2 separate regions of the Homo sapiens genome follow, and region 2 is linked to region 1. Evidence: read pairs that join two places in POLR2A ChIA-PET (ENCODE). Cell type or tissue: MCF 10A. All regions are shown on one strand. Region 1 overlaps SLC38A1 (solute carrier family 38 member 1). Region 2 overlaps SLC38A2 (solute carrier family 38 member 2).

Region 1 (5,000 bases):
CTGTACTTTGTGCTAACCTCTTATCTCATTCTGTGACTTAGAATGCTTTAACCATCTGGAAACGCAGCTCAGTGGCTCTCAGCCTCATTTTACTCAGCTCCTATTTAAGATGGAGTTGCTCTGGTTCACATGCCTCTGACAGAAGTAGTTCAGATTTTTGATTTTTTGGATTTTGGAATATTTGCATACATATTATGAGATATCCTGGGGACGAGACCCAAGTGCAAACTTGAAATTCATTTGTTTCATATACACCTTACAAACATACCCTAAAGGCAATTTTACATAATATTTTAAATAATTTTGTGCATAAGACAAAGTTTTCACTGCATTTTGACTGTGACCTATCACAGGAGGTTAGATGTAAAATGTTCTACTTGGGCATCGTGTCAGTGCTCAGAGTTTTAAGTTTTGGACTTTTGTGGGTTTTGGACTTTTTAAAATGTGTTTATTTATTTATTTATTGAGATGAAATCTCACTCTGTCACCCAGGCTGGAGTGTAGTGATGAGATCTCTGCTCACTGCAACCTCCGCCTCCCAGATTCAAGAGAATCTCCTGCTTCGGCCTCCCGAGTACCTGGAATTACAGGCACATGCCACCATGCCCAGCTAATTTTTATATTTTCAGTGGAGATGGGGTTTCACTATGTTGGCCAGGCTGGTCTTGAACTCCTAACCTTAGATGATCCACCTAACTCAACCTCCCAAAGTGCTGGGATTACAGGCGTGAGCCACTGTGCCCAGCCAGGGTTTTGGATTTTTGGATTAGGGATGCTCAACCTGTAATATTGTATTATATATATGGGATTTTTGCTAAAAGAGTGGATTCTAGGTGCTCTTGCCACAAAAAAGAAGTGACCACGTGAGATGATGGATATATTAATTTTCTTGACTCTAGTAACCATTTTACCACGCATATGTATACCAAAACATCACGTTGCACACCTTAAATACATATAATTTTTAAAGCGGAGAAAGTGTTAAGCCTAAGGTCAACAATGGTTCTATAATTCCGGGCCAGCTAGTCCCATAACTGACTGTGTCTGTTTACCCACTTGGGGTTCTTGGATCCTCAGGGTTCATAGATGATAGTGATAAGGATCTAAGAACTAACATGGATCTATATTTCAAAAGGCCTCAAACAGGCTAAACAGGTTAACTAAATGGTGAGGTATCCATACTGTTAGCAAGGCTTCATTAACTTGATGTGATAATCCTAAATTTGATTGGCAATTTTATATACCTTTGAGTAATAAAAATGGGAAATGAATTAATATATTAAAGTCAACACTCAAAACTCATTAAATAGTATACTTAATATCTGGACACTGCATTGCATATAATTTATACTTTAATTAAAATAAAAAATTAAAGCCGATCATCAAAATCTTTGAAAATCTGGGGCTTTTGGAAGGTGGGGAATAATAAAAATGGCCTTTGGTAGTGAAAAACCTGGGAAGCTAGTAAGTGGTCTCAGAAAAATAAGTGGTTTTACTCTCTTCTTGCCCAAGACTAATGGTTTAACCTGTGCTTAAGGTCCTGGCTCTTCTGCTAGGACCTTGTTTCTCTACTTCCTCTCTCTGCCTTCCCTTCTTGACATCCATCATCCTCAGAGCTCTTTATCTGGAACATAACTCTGTCTAGAACCTTGAACTATCATCACACCCCTCTCTTTACTGCTAGCAGTCTCTAAACTACTTGCTCCTGCCACCACTCCCCTGAAATCATGCCTGATTAGGAAATTCTGGCTCCACCACTTAGAAGCTGTGTAGCCCCAGGAAAGAAGGTTAACTTCTCTTTGCCTTAGTTTCCTCATCTGTAAAATGGACTTAAAGCAATACCCATCTGATACAGTCATAAAGATTCCATGACTTGGTCCATGTGCAGCACTTAGAACAGCGTCTGGCCCGGGTTTTGTAAATTATTGTGACCATTGTTCCTGTTTTCTGACTTCTCCCAAATAACTCCACACTGCATCCTCCCAAGACCTTCTTGGTCTCCTCTGCCAGATCCCTCCTCCTCCCAACTTTCTGTGTAGAAGTAGCTCTTTGGGCCTCGACTCTTCTTGCTCCACATATTCCAAATTCTTTCCTTTTTAGGGCTTCAGGGCTGTAGTGTCAAGTTTCATTCTACAAAGGCATCTTTCAGATCTTTCTTCCCAGTCTTTTTCACTTTATAAAACTAGAATTCCTTTGCGTTATGAAATAGGATCTCCCTCATAAATACAACTTGATCATGATCATGCCACTTAACATGTCACATGTTTCTTCATCTGTAAAATGAGAGGGCATGAAAGAGAGGTTATCTCTCAGGTTCTTTCCTTCTCAGAAACATTTCCATAAATTCTTTTCAGACTCCTGCTGCCTTCTGGACTGCTCCATTAGGATGTTTATCATTACCTCAGATTCCACATGCCTGAAGCAGAACGCATCACCTGACCTCACATGCCAGCATTCTATTTCTGTTAAAGATATAATGCACCTTCTCCTTGTCACTCAGACTTGAAACTTGAGTATGGCTTTCATACAACCTCATATCTAATCAGTTGCCAAGTCCTGCCAACATTCCTTCACAAAATCCTTTTCCTTTCCCTTATTCCTTACAGTTTCACAGCCTGAACTTTGCCACAGTCACTCTCCGCCACGCTACCTCCTGCTTCTTGCCCTCTCCCACCTATAGAGGCAGATTCTTCCTGAAAAGACAGTCTTGCACATTCCTCTTTCTGCCTTGCCAATCATAACTGTTCCCTCTACAGGATGAGGTCTAATCTCTAGAACCTCAGACAGCTTTCTCTTTAATTTATGCTCCCACTATATTCCTTCTAATTTTCCATTCCTGCAATGGGTCTACTCTTATGCAGTTTTCTGCTTTGTTCACACCATCCCCCTGATCCTGGACACACCCTCTCCACCTTCCCATGAAGCCTATGCTAACTTAAGTATGACCTTTCTTTCAAAGCCCAGCTTGCTTGCTTTTTTAAAAAATTCAAGCCAACTCTTCTGTGATGCCTTTCTCCAATGACCAACGCAGGCATTGCCAAATACCTCCTGGGGGCAGGGAGAGGGACATAATTGTTCCAGTTGAGAACCTGCTTGACTGTTTACCTGTGATGAATTCTTACAGCAGTTTCGTGTAGATTACTCACTGGCTTATAGCAAGGGGGCTCATATTTCAGTAATCTTTTTATTTACAATTTCAATTCCTTGGGGACAAGGACCATACATCTCAAAGGTCTAGTATATGGTGACAGTAAACACATGTTAACAATAAAAATGAGGACTAAATTTAAAAAGAAAGCTATGATCACCTGCCTGCAGACAATATATTCAGTGAGCATCACAAACACCATCTTCCCATGGAAAACAAAACAAAAATGGGAACATGAAGCAATGTGGATAGCCCTACCTCATAGTTTTCATTAAGTTTACCACCTGATCTCCTTTACATTTGATCTGGGCGTGTGGGATTTATGTAAAAATGCATTTAGTATTGTAAAGAACTATATAAACGGAAGGTATTTATCATTACTGTCCCAGCCACTATGCTTGGAATGTTTAAGAATTCTTGGCATGATTTCTAAAAGTCCAGAGAAGGAGTTGTATTAAAGAAGTGGTTCTCAACTGGGGACAATTGTGTCCCTCTCCCTGCCCCCAGGAGGTATTTGGCAATGCCTGGAGACATTTTGGGTTGCAGTAAGTGAGGGGGTGCTGCAGGCATCTAGTTGAGAAAGACCAGGGATGCTGGTAAACATCATACAATGCACAGGACAGCCACACACAACAAAGAGCTGTCTGGCCCCAAATGCCAGTAGTGTGAAGGGCAAGAAGCCCTGTGTTACAGAAGCTCACAGGGGATGAGTATGGACCCCCTCTTTGTGGGGCATGGAGATGAACCGCTAACTTCCTTGGACAAATTGCCCAGTGCATCCTATCTTAACAGGATCCCAAAACCTGCTCTTAATCGTTCCATAATTCCTCTTGTCTTCAAGTTCCCATATGATCTTTTAAATGTCTGTTATCAACATGACCAGCTTATGATGTTGGTAACTAACCTATCTATATCAGAAATTTTGAAACAATTCCAATTTATTCAAGACAGAAAAAATAAACTCTAAAGTTAATGAAGTCAACCTATAACTGGATATAGGAGGACAGACTGTATATTACATTTAAAAAAAAAACACCAAAAGAATTGAATCTTAATTAATTAGAACAGTGAGTGTATATGAGTAGTGTGAATACCAACAAAATTAAAAATATTTCTTGTCAATTGAAAATTAATGGATTTAAATAATTACTAAAAACTCATGCAGTTGAAAACAGCCTGGAATATTTCAGCCCTTGAGAAAAATCTCTTTATTTGCATATATGTTTTTTGTTCTAAAGATATTTCTGATCAAGGATTGCTATTGTACTAAAAAAGATGGATACAGTTTTGTGTGTTTGTTTTTAAGCCCTAGCTAAGTTATGACTCCTAACAAAATACTCAAGGAAAAACAGAAATAATAAGAACTTTAAAGCATCACAAAGTGCTGCATATAAAGAGGATCATTTATAAAAAGAAATCTTAAAAATAGACTTTTATTTGAAAAGAGAAAATGTAATAAAAGACACTATATAATTCAATACCAGATGATGGTTACAGTCTCAGAACAATTCCTTTCTCCTCTCTGGGTCTCTGTCTCCTCACCTTAAAATAAGAAGATTGGATTAATGGCTGCTCTCTCAAAGACCTCTCCCAGTTCTCTGAATTAATGATTCTATACACTATTTCTTAATGAATCACTTCCAAAGATAAGAAGGTGGACTTGTAGACAAATCTCTTGAATAGTTGCCTTTGTAGGCCAATAGGCCTCAGTTCTAACAGGACATTGGAACAAACTGGGGAGCTTTAAAAAAATAAAAGTGATAAGGGGACACTACACACACAACAGTCTCTGACTTAATTGGTATAGGACAGGATCCAAGCATGGTTATTTTAAACGCTCTCCAGAGGAGAG
Region 2 (5,000 bases), 97 kb after region 1:
CCCGAGTAGCTAGGACTACAGGTGCCCGCCACCACGCCCGGCTAATTTTTTGTATTTTTAGTAGAGAGGGGGTTTCACTGTGTTAGCCAGGATGGTCTCAATCTCCTAACCTCTTGATCTGCCCACCTCAGCCTCCCAAAGTGCTGGGATTAGAGGCATGAGCTACCGCGCTCGGCTGTGTTGGGGATAAATTGATTAAAAGATAGATGTCTGTTCCTATGAAGCTTATAGCTGTTGTGGTGGGGAAGTCAGAAAAAATGTGATTTGAGGAAGCAATCAACCATTGAATTGGGGCAAAGTCATAAAAGAAGGTTAGTGTCCTGCATGGAAGCCTAGAGAAAAGAAATCCAAAGAAAATAAATGTATCAATATCTCTGGACTGTTTCATTAAACATTTTGGGGGTTGCCTTCTTAGCTAGGGTTACCAACCATTCCCAGTTTGCCTGGGACTGTGGTTTCCAGGATGCAGGACTTTCAGTGTTAAAACAGGACAGTTGGTCCCAGTTTTCTAGCCTATTTCTAGTGCATGACCATTGTACCTCTCCTCTGAAAACTATTCTGCCCACCATATGGGTAGGTCCTGGCAGCTATTTGTACTGTGTTACCCTGCCCACCAAACTACATTTGAGATTAGGGTGGAATCTTGACCCATTACTGGCCGATTTGTATTGAGAAATTGAACTGAAAACAAGAAGCTCAGAATCTAGTTGCATAGTTCTATAGTGAAATTTCACACATTTCTGTCATTGAGGTCTCTAAAACAAAGACAGTTTTTGATTTTTGGAAGCTGTTTATCTTTTAATTCTCTGAGGCATCCCAATCTTTTAAGGAGTTCTCTCCATCTGCCATTCTTGCTTAAACTAATTTAAACGGATTTTTTTGTTATCAGAAATTTGACTAAGCCAAATGTCCAGGTGTATTTCTAAATTTCTACGTCAAGACAAACAGCTCTGGTTCTTTATTTAGAAATGTTCCTAGAATATTCCTTAAGCTTAATGGAAATCTCTCTGGAATAGCTAGCTCCCTGGTTAGAGTACCGTATTTTTATATTCAGTGGACATGTCAACCCAATTTCTTTCCTTTCTCACTCCCTTCCTGCCTTCCTTCACTCCCAATTTTTTTTTTTTTTTTTTTTAACAGGGTCTCACTCTGTCACCCAGGCTAGAGTGCAGTGGCATGATCACGGCTCACTGCAGCCTTGACCTCCCTGGGCTTCCAAGTGGCAGGGACTACAGGTGCACACCACCTGGCTGATTTTTGTATTTTTTTGTAGAGATGGGGTTTCACCATGTTGCCCAGGCTGATCTTGAACTCCTGGGCTTCAGCAATCCACCCTCCTTGGCCTCCTAAAGTGCTGGGATTAGAGGCATGAGCCACCACGCCTGGCTTCACCCAGTATATTTCTAATTGTAGATAAATAAATTTGCATTCTGGTTCACTTTGGTAATTTTTTGTATTTTATTTATTTGAGACAAAGGGTTTCACTATGCTGTCCAGATTAGTCTCAAGCTCCTGGGCTCAAGTACTGCTATTGCCTAAGCCTCTGGAGTAGCTAGGACTACAGGTATGTCACCACGACCAGCTGGTATCATTTTTTTCTAAAAAATAGCACATTTGAAAGTGTATGGATTTTGTTAGAACTCGTCTGACACATAACCCTACCCTCTTTCCAATGAGCATGTTAGTTGCATATGGTAGGTGTTCAGTTAGAGCTTGCCTATGAATACTTGAAAATTCCACAAGTCATTCTTCAATTGATTTGTTGCAAATTCTGCTGCCTTTCCTAATCCTTCTCATTTGACCATCATTAGTAACTGCATATTAAGTTTCTTGGAGACGTTTCCTGACTTTGGAACTACCATCAGGCATACTTGACTATCCCAAGGTGTGGTCTTTTCTGTTTCAGCTCTGGTTATTTCATTTCACAAGCCTCAAGCTTTTCGGACTTATCAGTAGGCCATACCTAAACTAGCCTGTGTATCTTAGTAACCTTCCCACTTCCACTGTTGCTCAAGTAAAACCATGCTGTTACACGCACCAGCTTGTCCATTAATTCCTCTTTTCCTGTGACTTTTTCACCAAACTGAACATATCCCAACTTCTTTCCAGGCCACTTGATTGCTCCTGGAGTTTGTGCATCATTATCACCCGAGTGGCCTTCTTAAGTAAAAAACCAGATCCTGGGCTACCCTACAGCTGGACCTTTGCAATCAGACAAACTAGGCACGTTTCAGAAAGCTGTGGTTTTAAAAGGCTCTCCAGTTGATTCTGATACATTATTGACCTATTTATTTCCATCAGCAGGGCTGAGCCTGGGCTCTTATGATGCATTTTAGCATCTTCCCCCAACTCTCCAAGACTTTCCATTCCTTCTCACTTTGGAAACTTAGAATCTCTGGGAACCTAAACTTTTTTTCCTGACCATTCATCACAAACATATGGACACCTACTAGGTGCTAGGTACTGCAGTTACAATGCAATTTGCATTAGACACTGCCTATCCCATTACCTGAAAAAAACAAAACAAAACAAAACAAAAAACACTGCTACTCAGGATTAAGCATGTATTTATTTTAGTTCAGTTAAAACAAACATACATTGTTTCATTGAAACGGTGTAGCACTCTTTGCCAACAAGCCATACTAGAATTGTTGGCCTCTAACAGTACAGTGGGGATATTTACACTATATACACAAAGTTAATACACCCAGGTTCTCAAAGGTCTTCCATTACACTAGATCACATTTTATTTCATTACACTAGATCACATTTTGATTACTGCATTTTGAAAATGTATTCCTTATTTAAATTTTAAATAAGAGATCTGAATTTGTACCAAGATTTCATGAAAAAATTTGATGTTGTTTATTGCAAATACAATTTAAACAAGTTTTTTTTAGTGTTTGTACACAATTTGTCAATTTTTCAATATTCAATTTTCTGTACAGGTACTTTTGGGACAATTCTTATAGTTACATAATGTGAATTCATCAAAATGCAGTTAAGAAACTTACAGGAATATATACACTTGAACCCAAGACCCAAACCTGACATTATATACAACCTATTTACAAATACATATGGACAGACAATATATGTACATAGATTATCATAAATATTGAAAAATAGGTTAGCTTTAATGGATTAATGTTGTTCTATAAATAACATTACAGTTGTAACTGAAACATCCACGGAAGACAGTAATGCAAAATGAGGTGACAAGACAGTGGTTTTAATACTGAAGACTGCTCATTAATGGGAATTCATTGTTCAGGAACCTCAAGGTAGACAAGATAGCTCCCAGAAAATCATCCATTGGAATTTTCCCTAGGCACTTGATTTTGAACCTTAAATAGCCAGAGGATTGGAGGAGCTTCCTCACATTAATTTGCTGTAGAGAAAAGAATTTTTTTTCCATTCCTTCCTGGTTGCCACAGTATCTTCTCCCATACAAAAAAAAAAAAAAAAGTCTGTAGAAACAACTCTTGGTATTCCCTGGCAGGTCTTAGATACAAAGTCAGCAACTCTTTCCAGGAGCTCATGCAAATTTGCCAATTCTTGGTCTCAACTAGAGGTGAGGTTCTGCATTCGAATGGAGTGCCTAAAGCCCAATTAAATGAAAGCAGTGCCGTAGAATCTGTCTTCCCACTGCCTTTCTATTTCTAGATGGCCCCCAATTATTTTATCTTCATAGAAACAGACAAAAATGGACCAACGGTTTCACCCAATGTAGCACTACAAGACGTCTTCCAGTTCCATAAGGGTCTTTAATTACACATGTATCTTGTTTGTAAATTTAGTCACATATAATACAAGAATGCGTAACAAAAACCATGTCTCCACATTTCTGGCCCTTGCCCCAAACAACATTTTTAGTTCAAGGGCAAACCTTACAGCCAGATGACCAATTGACAATTCCATTATTTGCTTCCTTCAACCACTTAATGGAATTATGTATATTAGATTTTAGACATTATGCCTGATGAGCGAAGTACCACATTATTTAATAATATATTCACCATACACTGTGACGTACGATAAATGTGCTCTTAAAGCCAAGTTTCAAAGTAATTATTTTCATTTCTAACTGGGATTGAAATGGAAGGGTTGACATGCAGTTGGACCAAAATGACTACTAACACTCAGTTTGCACTGTTTTCCCTAGCTAACCATTTGTTGGATGTAAACAAGTAATTCTACGTTGTACAAGAATGAGATGACAGTCCAGTGCAAATGAGTTTTTATAAAGCTTACTGCATGAGAAACCCAGTGGCCTACGCAAAGAGAACTTATATCATATCAAACATAGGTGTAACCTGTGGATTAGACCTCTACTGTAGACAAAACATGAACACAACTAAGCCATACATTGTCAAGTAATTCACACTTCCAGTAGGTGAGCATTTTGAAAAAGTGTACTCTCTGGACACAATAATTTTGGCCTATTGCCATCAAATGCCCATTTTCCACTGCTGGAAGCAATGTCAAAAAAGGGCTGGCCCAAAAAAAGACCCAGAGCTGTCAATACAACACTGGAGACAGATGCAACTGAATAAACCCTGTTTTACCCAATTGCACTATTTGGTACCTCAAAATTAGTTATTTTATTTCCCACAGAAATATCTGCATTATCTTCCATTCTAATAAGTTGAAGACACAAACATTTCAGTCTGAATGAACCAAATTGTTTGGGGACAGAGAAGAAAAGTGATGAACAGAGTTCATCTGATTTGGTATAGCAATAATCAATCATCTTTTAAGTAATGGTGACGTTTAAATGGAAAAAACTATGCTCCTAATTCATGGTACAATTTTTCATTACATCATTTTCTCTAAAAATTATTTTGGGTAAAAAAGTATTTGGCTTATTATGCCTACAAAAAGGCAAACCATTTCATTATATTAATATTCATTTTTAAATACCAATGACATTATTTTATGGAATTTATTGATAACTGCTTCTGAATAAAGTTCAAAAAAGCAATTTCTTAAAAGTAAAA

Evidence for each region. ChIA-PET counts read pairs that join two places held together with the same protein. Peaks named below come from ENCODE experiments on the same cell type or tissue, not always from the same donor. Only the 100,000 strongest peaks of a DNase experiment are listed, where the experiment ranks them.
Region 2: POLR2A ChIA-PET joins it to region 1 with 22 read pairs; 15 of 35 experiments call an interaction of 5 or more read pairs at or near these places.

Annotation. Positions count from the first base shown.
Region 1 is chr12:46,258,207-46,263,206 of GRCh38, forward strand. The region is part of intron 1 of SLC38A1 (solute carrier family 38 member 1); the gene reads right to left. Among named protein-coding and RNA genes, the nearest start is that of SLC38A1, 8.3 kb to the right of the region's middle. In MCF 10A, no CTCF peak of the experiment used is centred here; a DNase peak (open chromatin) is centred at 3,055.
Region 2 is chr12:46,355,638-46,360,637 of GRCh38, forward strand. It overlaps SLC38A2 (solute carrier family 38 member 2), which reads right to left. Exons shown (of 16, transcript NM_018976.5): 16 at 2,551-5,000. Among named protein-coding and RNA genes, the nearest start is that of SLC38A2, 15 kb to the right of the region's middle. In MCF 10A, no CTCF peak of the experiment used is centred here; a DNase peak (open chromatin) is centred at 1,984.